Linked DNA regions of Homo sapiens: region 1 is linked to region 2. A link is an interaction called in ENCODE POLR2A ChIA-PET data of the cell type or tissue named here. Cell type or tissue: IMR-90. All regions are shown on one strand.

Evidence for each region. ChIA-PET counts read pairs that join two places held together with the same protein. Peaks named below come from ENCODE experiments on the same cell type or tissue, not always from the same donor. Only the 100,000 strongest peaks of a DNase experiment are listed, where the experiment ranks them.
Region 1: POLR2A ChIA-PET joins it to region 2 with 5 read pairs; 4 of 35 experiments call an interaction of 5 or more read pairs at or near these places.

The regions. Positions count from the first base shown.
Region 1 is chr22:45,272,570-45,280,569 of GRCh38, forward strand. It overlaps the pseudogene RPS10P31. Among named protein-coding and RNA genes, the nearest start is that of UPK3A, 8.4 kb to the right of the region's middle. In IMR-90, no CTCF peak of the experiment used is centred here; a DNase peak (open chromatin) is centred at 7,472; H3K27ac peaks cover 940 bases.
Region 2 is chr22:45,108,367-45,116,366 of GRCh38, forward strand. No RefSeq gene overlaps it. Among named protein-coding and RNA genes, the nearest start is that of NUP50-DT, 51 kb to the right of the region's middle. In IMR-90, no CTCF peak of the experiment used is centred here; a DNase peak (open chromatin) is centred at 4,125; H3K27me3 peaks cover 179 bases.

The DNA of each region.
Region 1 (8,000 bases), 160 kb after region 2:
CTGGGGCCGTGCTGGTGGCTGGACTCTGAGCTTCCCTCTGAGCCTTGGTCTCTTCACCAAAACCACTTGGGGGTGGATCTGACTCACATAGAGGCCCCTGCCGCTGGTCAGGCACTGCCTGGGATGGACCACGCAGGATGGGGGTGGGCAACGGTAAAAATACACCAAGGCCCAGAGTCCAGGCTCCTAGTGTCCAGCTATCACTGGGGCCTAGGAGTGCCCACCCCAACCCTCCATCCACAAGAACTCCTGAAACGGGACTCGGGATCACAGCATCCATTCAGTTTTTGTCTGGGTCCAGTGGCTCACGCCTGTAATCCCAGCACTTCAGGAGGCCCAGGTGGGAGGGTCACTTGAGCTCAGGAGTTCGACACCAGCCAGCGCAACATAGTGAGACCCCTTCTCTTCTAAAAGAATGTATCTGGGCTGGGTGCCGTGGCTCACGCCTGTAATCCCAGCACTTTAGGAGGCCAAGGCAGGCAGATCACGAGGTCAAGAGATCGAGACCATCCTGGCAAACATGGTGAAACCCCGTCTCTACTAAAAAATACAAAAAAATTAGCCGGGCGTGGTGGCGGGCACCTGTAGTCCCAGCTACTTGGAAGGCTGAGGCAGGAGAATGGCGTGAACCCGGGAGGCAGAGCTGCAGTGAGCCGAGATCGCACCACTGCACTCTAGGCTGGGCAACAAAGCGAGACTCCATCTCAAAAAAAAAAAAAAAAAAAAGTGTATCCAGAGATCTGGCAGGAGACTCAGGGAAAAATCACTGCAGCGTTGTAACCCCATTTTTCTCCTCTGTAAAGCGGGGGTGGCATGGACAGTCTCCTCGAGTTGCTACAGGGTTGAAGGGGCACTGTTTGGGAGCTGTGAGGTGCTCCTGCTTCCACCCGGGGCCTGCACGAGTCCTCCTGGCTCTGAACCCCCGACCCAGGACTGGCTCAGGGTGAGGGGTCAGTGGTCCGCATGGTGGAGAGAGAGAAATTCTGAGCCAACAGACTCTGTTCAGGGGACAGGAAAGGCCCTCATCCCCGCTGGCTTCCAGATCTCCCAGATAAGGAGAAATTAATGTTTGATCTGAGCTTCATTCCAGAGACAGACAAACCAGTTTACTGCTGCTGACTGAGAGGACACCCCACCCCTGCTATCGCACCTCACCGCCCTTTGGACTTGACACAGGACTTCTCCTGGGCCCCATGGGTCCCATTGTCCTCAGGCCCCTGTGCTTAGCATGGACCGGGCAGTCGGTGGGCCTGGGGGATGTTTGCTAAAATCAGGTTGCAAATCCAGCCCGCCACCTTCCGCCACTTCTTAGTGGGAGAAGCTGCCTCCGAAGCCAGGGATGGGACCCTCATCAGGAAGTCAGCCTCATGGATCCCAACGTAGACGCTGCCAGGAGGAGAAGAACACAGAGATCTGACTGCCTCACTGAGCAGCTGTTAGCCTTGGCCGAGCCACTTCCCCTCTCTGGGCTCCAGACCCTCAGCTGTAGAAAGGAGTCTTAATCCCTTCTCCCCTCCAAATCTGCTCTTCCCCATCTCATCTCAGTTGGGAGCTCCCCAACTCCATCCTTTTGGCTCCTCAGGCTAGAACTAGGGTCCCCCTTGACTCCTCCCTCACTCTCACCCCACCTCCAGTCCATCAGCAAAGTCCTGTGGGCCCAACCTTCAAAATACATCCACCACGAGAACTTTCCTCCGGCCCGCACCGGTGCCAGCCTGCACCACGCCATGCTGCTCCCTCCTTTACCTATCTGGTGTGATCCAAGACGAACTTAGCACCTAGAAAGAGCCTTCCGTCTTCCACGCATGTTAATTAGAAAATTTACCTGTTTGGCCTGGCACGGTGGCTCGTGCCTGTAATCCCAGCACTTTGGGAGGCCGAGGAGGGTGGATCACCTGAGCTTGGGAGTTCGAGACCAGCCTGACCAACATGGTGAAACCCCGTCTCTTCTAAAAATACAAAATTAGCCAGGTGTGGTGGTGCATACCTGTAATCCCAGCTACTTGGGAAGCTGAGGCAGGAGAATCGCTTGAACCCAGGAGGTGGAGGTTGCGGTGAGCCAAGATCGCGCCGTTGGACTCCAGCCTGGGCAACAAGAGTGAAACTCTGTCTCAAAAAAAAAAAAAGAAAGAAAGAAAGAAAGAAAATCTACTCATTCATTCATTCATCAAACACTGCTGAGAATGTGCCCTATGCAGGACACGGGAGGAGGAGGATTTGGGCCAGGCCTTGGAGAATGGGGGGCTTCCATGATGGAACGTGCAGCATGGGCACCCCAGGCAGTGGGCACAGCAAGTATAAAAAGAGCTTCAAGGCAGGGGTGGGGGGCTTCGACTATTGATGTCAGAGTTGGAGGGCACTGCAAAAGTCCTCATCCTTGGAGCCACCAAAGGGCAAGAGAGAGCTGGGTGAGCTTAGGGACCTGTCAGTGTTCAGTGGGGCTGGTGCCAGGGAATGAGGTAAGACAGGAAGGAGGGGAGGTGGAGAGGTTGCTGGGAGCTGACTGGCCACCAGGGCCTTGCACACTGGGGTAGGAAGCGTGGGCTTTATTTTTTTATTTTATTTTATTTTATTTTTGAGATGGAGTCTTGCTCTGTCACCCAGGCTGGAGTGCAGTGGTGCGATCTCGGCTCACTGCAGCCTCCGCCTTCCAGGTTCAAGCAATTCTCCTGCCTCAGCCTCCTGAGTAGCTGGGACTATAGGTGCACGCCTCCACACCTGGCTAATTTTTGTATTTTTAGTAGAGACGGGGGTTTCACCATGTTGGCCAGGATGGTCTCGATCACCTGACCTCATGATCTGCCCTCCTTGGCCTCCCAAAGTGCTGGGATTACAGGGGTGAACCACTGCGGCTGGCCGGAAGCGTGGGCTTTATTCAGAGGACAGTGGGTGACCTTGAAGGGCTTTACATGAGGAAAGTGACAACCAGACTTGCGCTTTAGAAATGTCACTCTGGGGCCCAGATGAGACGCAGAACCACGCTTGCCCCTTCCTTTCCAGCTGCGGCCCCGGAACTTGCAGCTGCATTGATGTTGATGCCTAGGAAGAACCAGATTGCCGTTTATGAACTCCTTTTTAAGCAGGGAGTCATGGTGGCTAAGGAGGGTGTCCACCTGCCTAGGCACCCGGAGCTGGCAGACAAGAATGTGCCCAACCTTCACATCATGAAGGCCATGCAGTCCCTCAAGTCCCAAGGCCACAGGGAGGAACAGTTTGCCTGGAGACATTTCTACTGGCACCTTACCCGTGAGGGTATCCAGAGTATCCGTGAGGACCTCCATCTACCCCCTGAGACTGTGCCTGCCACCCCACACTGCAGCCCTCCAGAGACTGGCAGGCCTCGGCTAGGTCTGGAGGGCAGTCGACCTACAAGACTCACAAGAGGGGAAGCTGACAGAGACCAACAGATGGGGCACTGTGCCTCCTGGTGCAGACCAGAAAGCCGAGGCTGGGGCTGGGTCAGCAACCAAGTTTAGAGGCAGATTTGATCGTGGACATGGTCAGCCATGTCAGTAAAACTGGAGAGGATTATTTTGCATTGAATAAACTTATAGCCAGAAAAACTTTTTATTTTATTTATTTTTTATTTTTTTTATTGAGACAGAGTCTCACTCTGTTGCCCAGGCTGGAGGGCAGCAATGTGATCCCAGCTCACTGCAACCTCCCCACCTCCCGAGTTCAAGTGATTCTCCTGCCTCAGCCTCCCAAGTAGCTGGGATTACAGGCGCCTGCCACCATGCCCGTCTAATTTTTTTTGTATTTTTAGTAGAGATGGGGTTTCACCATGTTGGTCAAGCTGGTCTTGAAGTTCTGACCTCAGGTGATCCGCCCTTCTCGCCCTCTCAAAATGTTGGGATTACAGGCGTGAGTCACGGCGCCCGACCCAGAGAAACTTTTTTAAAAAAGAAATGTTACCCTGGCTTCTGGGTGGGGACGCATCAGAGGAGTGATGCATGAACAGGGAGACCCAGTAGGAGGCCAGTCTCCGTAGAAGACAGGGTGTGGACACCAGGGTCCCATGGCCTGGGTTTAAAACCCACCTCCCTACTCCCTGTGTCTTACCTGGAGGACGCTGGGTCTGTCTACCTGTCCATCTCGGCAGGGTCAGGCACTGTGCGGGTGCCGCGGTTAGAGCTCGCGTTTTAGCGGGCAGTTATTCAACTGCCTTGAGCCTCACTTCATCTGAAGGTAATGGAGGTAATAACAGTACCTGCCTGCCAGACCAGATGTGACAGATAAGTTGAAATGTGTAAAACCCCTAGCACAGTCCCTGACACGTGGGGTCAATTGTTATTATGTTATTAGTCCAGGCATGAAAGTGTGGAGGGGGCCAATTACATGTGTGAGGGCTCAACCACACCCCCCAGAACTCATCTGTCAAAGTCCTAAGCTTTAGTACCTCAGTAAGTGCCTGTATTTGGAGACAGGTCTTTAAAAGGGTAATTAAGCTAACATGAGGTCATTAGGGTGGGCCTAATCCAATATGACTGGTATTCTTATAACAAGAGGAGGTTAAGGCTGGGCGCGGTGGCTCACACCTGTAATCCCAGCAGTTTGAGAGGCTGAGGCGGGCGGATCACCTGAGGTCAGGAGTTTGAGACCAGCCTGGCCAACATGGAGAAACCCCGTCTCTACTAAAAATAAAAAAAAATTAGCCGGGCATGGTGGCACACACCTATAATCCCAGCTACTCAGGAGGCTGAGGCAGGATAATTACTTGAACCCAGGAGGCAGAGGTTTGGAGTAAGCCGAGATCGCACCATTGCACTCTAGCCTGGACGACTGAGCCAGACTCCATCTCAAACAAGCAAACAAAATAAATAAATAAATAAATAACAAGAGGAGGTTAGTGGGCTGGGCGTGGTAGCTCACACCTGTAATCCCAGCACTTTGGGAGGCTGAGGTGGGAGGATTGCTTGAGGTCAGAAGTTCAAGACCAGCCTGGGCAACAAAGTGAGCTCTTGTCTCTACAAAAATTTAAAAATAAGCCAGGTGGCGGCAGGCGCAGTGGCTCACACCTGTAATCACAGCACTTTGGGAGGTCAGGGCGGGTGGACCATGAGGTCAGGAGTTCAAGACCAGCCTGGCCAAGTGGTGAAACCCTGTCTCTACTAAAAAAAAAAAAAATACAAAAATTAGCTGGGCATGGTGGCAGGCACCTGTAATCCCAGGTACTCGGGAGGCTGAGGCAGAGAATTGCTTGAACCCGGGAGGCAGAGGTTTCAGTGCACTCCAGCCTGGTGACAGAGTGAGACTCTGTCTCAAAAATAAATTAAAAAAAAATAAGCCACGTGTGGTGGCACATGCCTGTGATCCAAGCTATCTGGGAGGCTGAGACAGGAGGATCGCTTGAGCCCAGGAGCGGGAGGCTGCAGTGAGCTATGATCGTGCCACTGGACTCCAGCCTGGGCAACAGAAAGAGACCTTGTCTCTTAAAAAAACAAATAAACAAACAAAAAACGGAGATTAGGACACACACACACAGAGGAAAGCCCATGTGAGGACACAGGGAGAAGACTGCCATCTGCAAGCCAGGAAGAGTGGGCTCAGGAAGAACCCTTGATCTTGATTAGCCAGCACCTTGATCTTGGACTTCCAGTCTCTGGAACTGTGAGAACGTGAATTTCTGTGTAAGCCACCCGGTCTGCCTTACTCATTATATCAACCCTGGAACACTAATGCACCGTGCCAGGCAGCGGTGGCAGCATCAGAATGGAAGAGGTGGGTTCCAGAGTCACTGGGAAGATCCGTGTGCCCAGCACGCAGTAGGCACTCAACAAACACCTGTTGAGTAAGTTTGGATTCTACGTGAGAGGGGCCTGAAAGGAAAGAGATGGCCCAGAGGAGACAGGACTAGTCCAACAGAGCCCAGGGCTGTGGTGACACCTGGGGAATGTGGGGGACCCTGCCACTGCCCACCACCGCAGTCACAGGGCACATTCACACCCACGACTGCACTTCATCCCACCCCTCTGCAAGAGGACCCCTTGAGCATCCCCATCTTCCTGAAAAAGAAACCAAGGGTAAGGACCACCACAATGAGAATCACAGCCAGGGCTGAACACGGCTCTTCAGAGAGTCCTGTCATGCGCGGCCCCTTGGAGTCACCAAGGAGGGCATGTTCTGCAGGACGGGCAGCTGGAAATGTGGGTCTGGAGCTTGGGAGACAGGTGGGGGCCCCTTAGAGCAAAGTGGGCGTCCTCATCACAGAGTGAGGATAGACGAGTGAGCACCAGGCAGGGACTTGGGTTTCTCCACTGGGGTTTTTGTTTCTCGTTTTAAAGTGACTGAATCTCTGGTCGGGCACAATGGCTCACACCTGTAATCCCAGCACTTTGGGAGGCTGAGGCAGGTGGATCACCTGAGGTCAGGAGTTCAAGACCAGTCTGGCCAACATGGTGAAACCCCATCTCTACTAAAAAAAATACAAAAATCAGCTGGGTGTGGTGGCACGCACCTGTAATCCCAGCTACATGGGGGGCTGAGGCAGAAGAATCGCTTGAACCCGAAAGACGGAGGTTGCAGTGAGTTGAGATTGCCCCACTGTACTTCAGCCTGGGCAACAGAGCAAGGCTCCATCTCTAAATAAATAAATAAAGTAGCTGAATCTGAAAGCACTGAAAAGCTTGACTTCCAGAGTCCTGGGACAGAGCCCCCACAATGAAAGCCAGCACTTGCTGTGGTGGGATTCCTGCAACTTCTCTGACTTCTGAAGAGAGGAGTCATGGAAACCGACTGGACCCGGGCTCTTCAGTGTTTGGAGAGACATTTCTGGGTCAAGAATTTCCAGCCCATAAATTCCCCATGCTTCAGATTCAAAGGAGGTCTGTGAAGGGCTGGGCTTTGCTTAACCTTTCACATCGCAAAACTTCCTGCCTCTCTGGCCTCAGACAAACACATCCTCCAGGCCAGGGTTCAGAAGGACGGTCTGATGGATCTAGATGTATAAATGACCTCAAGTCAGACTGAATCTGAGTGCTCTAGAAGTGGCCTGATCAAAAAGGAAACATTAAAAAAAATTTTTTTTTAACTTTGGGCTGGGCACAGTGGCTCATGCCTGTAATCCTAGCACTTTGGAGGCCGATGCAGGAGGATCAGTTGAGCCTGGGAGTTTTAGACTAGTCTGGGAAACATGGTGAAATCCCACCTCTATAAAAATACAAAAATTAGCTGGGTGTGGTCGCCCCTGCCTGTAATCCCAGCTACTAGAAAGGCTGGGGTGGGAGGATAGCTTGAGCTCAGCGAGGTCGAGGCTGCAGTGACCAGGGATCATGCCAGTGCACTCCAGCCTGGGTGACGCAGAGAGATCTTGTCTCAAAAAAAAAAAAAAAAGAAAAAAACAAATAAACTTAGGAAAGTGCACGTGGAGCAGCAAGGGACACTGGCAGGTGTCAGGCCCCCTTTTTCTCCTGTTTCCCCTCCACTGACACAAGCAATGGTCTCTCCCAAGTGAATTTCCCACCATGACTCATTTCTCCTGTACTTCCCCCTCTTCAGAATGAGCCAAACAAAAGTCAGCAATCTTTGAAGTGGACATTTGTTTATAAATCTAAGATTTTTTTCTTTCCAGAACATGTTTTGGGCCTTTGCAGATTATTGTTTTAACATTTTCCTTCAAATGTTCTCCCCATATTTGGGCAAGGCAAGAGACAAGAGGACTTTTTGGGGTTTTTGTTTTTTTTTTAAAGAAACTGCAGCGTTTTGGAGAAAACAATTTCCTGGGCCTACTTCCTCTCACAGGTGATTCTGAGCTGGGCCTTTAAGATCAACCCTGCTGAGGCCAGGCACGGTGGCTCACACCTGTAATCCTTGCACTTTGGGAGGCTGAGGCTGGTGGATCTTGAGGTTAGAAGTTCAAGACCAGCCTGGACAACATGGTGAAACCCTGTCTCTACTAAAAATACAAAAATTAGCCAGATGTGGTGGTGCACACCTATAGTCCCAGCTACTTGGGAGGCTGAGGCAGGAGAATGGCTTGAACCTGGGAGGCGAAGCGTGCA
Region 2 (8,000 bases):
AGAACCGAGAGCTGATCATATTTTATTACCTTTGTGATGCTTATCATCGTCTGACATGAGCTTGTTATGATTGATGACTGTGGTTCTCCTGTGATGAGAATGGAAACTTCAGGAGGCCAGAAACCTCATCTCCATTCCTGTTGTACCTCTGGCACCCAAAGCAGTAGCAGGCACAGAGTAGACCATTAACAAATAGTTGCTAGTTGTTGAGTGACTGTTGGTGAAATTTTATCATTTTATCAAATTCTTAAAAATATACATTTTTAAAAGCTGGGATACTATTCAAAAATCATCTCAGCAGCCTGGGTGTGATGGCTCATGCCTGTAATCCCAGCACTTTGGGAGGCGGAGGTGGGAGGATCACTTGAGGCCAGGAGTTCAAGACCAGTCTGGGCACTATAGAAAGACCCTATCTCTAAAAATTTTTTTTAATTAGCTGGGTGTGGTGGGCACCTGTAGTCCCAGCTACTCCAGAGGCTGAGGTGGGAGGAGCGCTTGGGCCCAGGAGGTCAAGAATGCAGTGAGCCATGAACACACCACTGCACTCCAGCCTGGGCAACAGAGCAAGATTCTGTCTCAAAAAAAAAAAAGGTCTCATCATATATTTTTTCTAGCTTGATCACATATGCACAAACACGTATCATTCTTAGTTCTTGTTAGAATTCTCCATTAACCGGCACTATGGATTTTAACAAGTTACTTAATCCATCCAGGCTAAAGGCATCATCTACAACATGAGATTATTCTAATACTTTATTTCTACGACTTCCTCCAGCTCTAATCTCCTATTATTCAATGTATTCTGCTTCATAGTACAAAGGGTTTAAGCCATACCCCAGTCCCAATGTACTGACTTCAGTTTCTGGGCATTCCTTACCCGTGGGTGGGTGTGGGTGCTTCCTGGGATACTTGATGGTATCCCATTAGTGTCAAGACCACATGGACATTCCCATGCAGAAATATTGGTGAAAGTCCTACAGCTGATCCAAGAGCCAGAAGCTCCGCAGGTCCCTGAGGAAGGAAGATAGAGACTCCCTCATGCTGTGCCACTCTGGAAATTCATTGGTCCAGATCAGTATCTGCTTTTTTTTTTTTTTTTTTTGAGATGGAGTTTCACTCTTGTTGCCCAGGCTGGCATGGAATGGCACAATCTCAGCTCACCGCAACCTCCGCCTCCCAGGTTCAAGCAATTCTTCTGCCTCAACCTCTCGAGTAGCTGGCACTACAGACAGGTGTGTGCCACTACGCCCAGCTAATTCTGTATTTTTAGTAGAGAAGGGGTTTCTCCATGTTGGTCAGGCTGGTCTTGAACTCCCAACCTCAGGTGATCCGCCTGCCTCGGCCTCCCAAAGTGCTGGGATTACAGGCGTGAGCCACCACGCCTGGCCAATATCTGCTTCTCATCTTCACAGACACAGGCGATTTCTCTGAGGCCTTCCTAGTGGCATGCCTGTGTTGCTCATGGTCTGGCTGGTTCCATCCTGCAGCCAATCACCATAGAAGTCAACGGATCAATTATGCAGCAAACCCAACCAACTGTTGGACAGGTGGAAAACAACAGACTGGCTGGTAACCTTCAGTCTTTTTGTCTCTACCTGAAATCTAAAAGGTCCAACCTAACCCCTAAATACCGACGGAAAACCTACAGCATAATTAATGTGAAAGGCAAGGGGAGGAAATGGGATGGGATGGAGGAAGGACCACAGTGCAGACCAACAAGACCAAGGTCAATCCAAGTTTCGGCAATTACAAATACAACTTCTATAAACATCCACGGGCAGGTTTTCGTACAGACGTAAGTTTACAAGTTTTCCTTTGGGTAAATACCAAGGACTGTGGTTACTGGTACATAAGGTAAGAGTGTGTTTAGCTTTGTAAGAAACTGACAAACTATTTTCCAAAGTGGCTGTGCCATTTTTCATTCTCACCAGCAACGAATGAGGGTTCCTGCTGCTCCACGTCTTCGCCTGCATTTGGTGTTGTCAGTGTTCTGGATTTTGCCCGTTCTAATATGTGTGTTGTGGCATCTCGTTTTGGACATAGACTTTTTTTGTTTTTGTTTTTTTTGAGACGGAGTCTTGCTCTGTTGCCCAGGCTGGAGTACAGTGATGCCATCTCGGCTCACTGCAACCTCCACCTCCCGGGTTCAAGCAATTCTTCTGCCTCAGCCTCCCGAGTAGCTGGGACTACAGGCACGCACCACAACGCCCGGCTAATTTTTATATTTTTAGTAGAGATGGGGTTTCACCATATTGGCCAGGCTGCTCTCAAACTCCTGACCTTGTGATCTGCCCGTCTCGGCCTCCCAAAGTGCTGGGATTACAGGCATGAGCCACCATGCCTGGCCTGGACATAGACATATTTAGATGAGAGGGCAGAACACTTCAGAAATTACGATTGACATGTGCAAAAGCAAAGGCTGAAAGGCACAAACTGTGCTTGGGCAGGAGGTGCATGGTGCTGTGAAAGAGACCACCTCGCCAGGCAGCCAGGACCTGGAAGACCTACGGGATGTCAGGGGCTGCACTCGGCAACTCGCACCCAGGATCTCATGTGCTTGTCTATTTCATGTTTCATAGATGCATGCATTGTGCCCCCTCTACATTTTATGTTCCAGGATATCTGTAATCACTTGTACTCATCACTCCACCACTTGTGTGAGTTGTACTTGTCCCAGTATTTGGTCCAGTGCCCCAAACACATTAAGTGATCCTTGTTTTCTGAAAACAAAGGCAGAGATGTGGTCATCTTGCCTGTGTAGCTGGTACCTTGGACATGCACAAGTTGTGATGTAATAAAGCTACAGCTCTTTTTTTTTTTTAGATGGAGTCTCACTCTTGTCACCCAGGCTGGAGTGCATTGTCGTGATCTTGCCTCACTGCAACCTCCACCTACTGAGTTCAAGGGATTCTCCTGCCTCAGCCTCCCAAGTAGCTGGTATTACAGGCATGCACCACCAAGTCTGGCTAATTTTTTTGTGTATTTTTAGTAGAGATGGTGTTTCACCATGTTGGTCAGCCTGGTCTCGAACTTCTGACCTCGTGATCCGCCCACCTCGGCATCCCAAAGTGCTGGGATTACAGGCGTGAGCCACCACACCTGGCCAAATACAGCTCTTTTACCTCCTGCTCTGCATATGAAATCTGTTCGGAGGGAGCAGCCCTCCTCTGGCCAGGATGAAAACTCTGGCAGGCCCTCGACTTTCCTATGTACTCTCAGGTAATAAGCAGTTGCTCTAATTACCAAACACAATCTCTTTAAAAAATTATTATTTTTAGAGACATTGTCTCGCTTTTTCACTCTGTTGCTCAGAATGAAGTGCAATGGCACAATCATAGCTCACTGCACCCTTGAACTCCTGGGCTCAAGCAATCCTCCCACTTCAGCCTCTCTAGAAGCTGGGATTACAGGTGCATGCCACCATGCTCAGCTAGTTTTTAAATTTTTTGTAGAGACAGGGTCTTGCCATGTTGCCCAGAGTGGTCTCAAATTCCTGGCTTCAAGTGATCCACCCATCTCTGTCTCCCAAAGTGTTGGGATTACAGATATAATCCACCATGCCTGGCCCAAATACAGTCTTGATTCAGAAACTCAAGCCCAAGATATCAATCAAGTCTCCAGATTTGATCTAATGTGAGACCTTCTCACATTAGAAGAGTCTGCTTCTACAGGGGAAGTGGGCAGTTCTCCTCCTCTCCATTTCTCTTATCTTGTACTACTCTCTCTCCTGCATCCAAGCCCATCACCCAGCTTCCCAGCCAGTTTTTGGCCCCTGAAGTAGGAAGGTAGGCAGTAAAAAGTGGTAAGGAGATAGAAAAGGACCTAAATTGGAAGCATCAAAAACTAGTTTCACACTGTCCAGGCCATAAATTACCAAAAAAAAAAAATGGCTATAATTCTTCACTCCTTCCTGAATCTGTGCCCTTTTCATGTGACCTTGCAATTGTTCTCACTAAAGAGGCAGAGTTGATTTTCCTACCCGTTAAATCTGGGCTGGCATTGTGACTTGCTTCAGCTGATAGAATGCTGTGGAAATGGTGGCCTTCCAGTTCCAAGCCCAGGCCTCAAGAGATCTTGCATACTTGTGCTGACTGTCATGATCTCCACGTGAATACCAGGCTAGCCTGCTGGAGGATGAGACACCACATGGAGCCAGGCCAAGTCACTCCAGCCAAGGCCAGCCTAGACCAGCCCTGTCCCAGACAACTTGCCAGCTGACAAAAAAACACATGAAAAAGCCCAGCCCAGTCCAGTCTAGACCAAAAAAGTCCAGCGGACAAGTCAATTACCACAGACTTTGTCATGGTTTGGAGCCAATAAGTTTTGGGGATGTTTGTTACACACCCCTATGATGGCAATAAGTAACAGCTACACTCCAGTTCTGGCAAATGTTCAAAGGTGATTCTCTTCTGGGGCACTCTCATGGACTCTTTGAAGAGCCCTGCTGTGGAAGGCCTCTCCCTGCAACTCTGAAGGCGTAGGGAATTCATATTTTCCTTCAGATCCTCCGATCTCCTCCCTCGGCTCTGTTTCTCCGGTGGTTCACTCCACCCTGTCTCTCCCTGTTGAGGTCACCTCATTTGAAATTGTAACTTTCAAATGAAACCCTTCAGGCCTGGAAAAACATAAAAGAGTGCAGAGAAATAAGCCAGGTACAAAAGAACAAATACTGTATGATTCCACAGATAAAGTATCAATAACAGGCAAATTCATAGAGACAAAAAGTCTAATAGAGGTGTCAGGGCTGAGGAGAGGGGGTTGGGGAGTTGTTTAATGGGTACAGAGTTTCTCTCTGAGATAATGAAAAAGTTCTGGGAGTGGATAGTATTGAGAGTGACACAACATGGAGAATTTATTTGATGCCACTGAATTGTATGCTTACACTTAATAGACTTAAATATGGTGTCTGGACAGGGCTGCCAATTCATTCCATGAAGGCAATGTCACTCTGCTACCAAAATCACACAAAGACATCACAAGAAAAGAAAACTAGGACGGGCACAGTGGCTAATGCCTGTAATCCCAGCACTTTGGGAGGCCAAGGTCAGAGGATCACCTGAGGTCAGGAGTTCGAGACCAGCCTGACCAACATGGTGAAACTCCATCTCTACTAAAAATACAAAAATTAGCCAGGCGTGGTGGCACATTCCTGTAGTCCCAGCTACTCAGGAGGCTGAGGCAGGAGAATCGCTTTAACCCAGGAGGCAGAGATTGCAGTGAGCCAAGATCGCACCACTACATTCCAGCCTGGATGACTCCGTCTCAAAAAAAGAAGAAAGAAAGAAAGAAGGAAGGAAAGAAAGAAAGAAAGAAAGAAAGAAAGAAAGAAAGAAAGAAAGAAAGAAAGAGAAAACTAAAGACCAATATCTCTTTTGAATGTACCATAAAACTCCTCAATCAAATATTAGCGAATTAAATCCAGAAACATATAAAGAGGATTATATGCCATGACCAAATGGGGATTTATCCCAGAAATCAAATGAGATTCTTATCTCAAGAATGCAAGTTTGATTTAACATCCAAAAATTAATATGATGTACCATATAGATAGAATAAAGAACAAAAATCACATGGTCATCTCAGGAGATACAAAAAAGGCATTTGACAAAATCCAGAACCCTTTCATAAAAACATGCAGCAAGTGAGGAATAGAAGGAAACTTCCTCAACCTGATCATATGTGAAAAACTCACAGTTACATTTCTTTTTATTTTTTATTTTTTAGACAAAGTTTTGCTCTTGTTGCCCAGGTTGGAGTCCAATGGCATGATCTCGGCTCACCGCAACCTCCGCCCGCCTCCCGAGTTCAAGCGATTCTCCTACCTTAACCTCCAGAGTAGCTGGGATTATAGGGATGCACCACCACGCCAGGCTAATTTTTTGTATTTTTAGTAGAGACTGGATTTCTCCATGTTGGTCAGGCTGGTCTTGAACTCCCGAACTCAGGTCATCCACCCACCTCAGCCTCCCAAAGTGCTTGGATTACGGGCGTGAGCCACCATGCCCGGCCCACAGTTACATTCTACTTGATGATGTGAGGTTGAATGCTTTTCTCCTAAGATCAAGAACAAGGATATCCATTCTTGTTACTTTCATTCAACACATTACTGGAGATTGTGGCCAGAGCTATTAGGCAATAAAAAGAAATGAAAGGCATCCAGATTAGAAATAAAGGAGTAAAACTATTTCTATTCATGGATGACATAACCTTGTATATAGAAAATCTTAAGAAACCCACAAAAACTATTAGAACTAATCAAAGAAGTTCGGTAAATTATAGGATACACGATCAATATCAAAAATTAATTGTATCTCAGCTGGGTGGAGTGGCTCACGTCTGTCATCCCAGCACTTTTGGAGATCAAGGCAGGCAGATCACTTGAGGTCAGGAGTTCAAGACCAGCCTGGCCAACATAGTGAAACCCGGTTTCTACTAAGAATACAAAATTAGCCAGATGTGGTTGCAGATGCCTGTAATCCCAACTACTCGGGAGGCTGAAGCATGAGAATAGCTTGAACCCAGGAGGCAGTGGTTGCAGTGAGCCAAGATTATGCCACTGCACTGCAGCCTGGGCGACACAGAGAAACTCTGTCTCAAAAAAAAAAAAATTAATTGTATCTCTAATATTAGCAATGAAAAATCTGAAGATTAATGAAGAAGAAAATTCCATTTACAATAGCATTGATAAAAATAAAATACTTAGAAATACAATTTAATAAGAGAAATATACTTGTACACTGAAAACTACAATATTGTTGGAACAAAATTAAACAAAACCTGAGTAAATAAAAGACACCCGCGTTCATGGATTGTTAGCGTGGGAGTACTCCCCAAATTCATCTACAGATTCACTGCAACCTCTGTGAAAATTCCAGCTGCTTTTTTTTCTCCAGAAATTGACAAGCTGAACCTAAAATTCATACAGAAATGCAAGAGACCCAGAATAGCCAAAACAATTTTGAAAAAGAACAAGCTTGGAAGACCACATTTTCTGATTCCAAAATTTACTACAAAGCTACAGTAATAAAGATAGTGCGGTGCTGACATCAGAATAGTCACGTACATCAATGGAATCAAACTGAGAGTCCAGAAATAAACCTTCACATTCATGGTCAATTGATTTTGACAAGTGTGTCAAGACCCTTTAATGGGGAAAGAGCAGTATTTTCAATAATTAGTGCTGGGACAACCAGATATTCACATACAAAAGGACGAAGCTGAACTACTACCTCACACCATTGCAAAAATTTAACTCGAAATGGAACCAAGCTCTACCTTACACCATAAACAAAAATTAAGGAGGTGGGCAAATCACTTGAGGTCAAGAGTTCAAGACCAGTCTAGCCAACATGGCGAAATTTTCTCTCTACCAAAAAATACAAAAATTACCCGGGCATGGTGACACACGCTTGTAGTCCCAGCTACTCAGGAGGCTGAGGCAGGAGAATCACTTGAACCTGGGAGGCGGAGGTTGCAGTAAGCCAAGATCACACCACTACACTCCAGCCTGGGCGACAGAGTGAGACCCTATCTCAAAAAACAAACACACAACAAAACTCAAAATGAATCAAAGACCTAAACATAAGACCTAAAACTATAAAATTCTTAGAAGAAAATATGGGAGAAAAACTCCATAACATCGGATTTGGCAATGATTTCTTGGATATGACACCAAAAGTACAGGCAGCAAAATAAAACTTAAAAATTTAAAAGTTCTGTTCATCAAAGGACATAATCCACAGAGTGAAAGGGTGGCCCTGGAACAGAAAAAAAAAAAAGTTTGCAAATCATATATCTGATAAGTCATTAATATCCACAGTATATAAAGAATTCCTGGCCGGGCGTGGTGGCTCACGCCTGTAATCCCAGCACTTTGGGAGGCCGAGGCGGGTGGATCACAAGGTCAGGAGATCGAGACCATCCTAGCTAACATGGTGAAACCCTGTCTCTACTAAAAATACAAAAAATAAGCCAGGCGTGGTGGCGGGCACCTGTAGTCC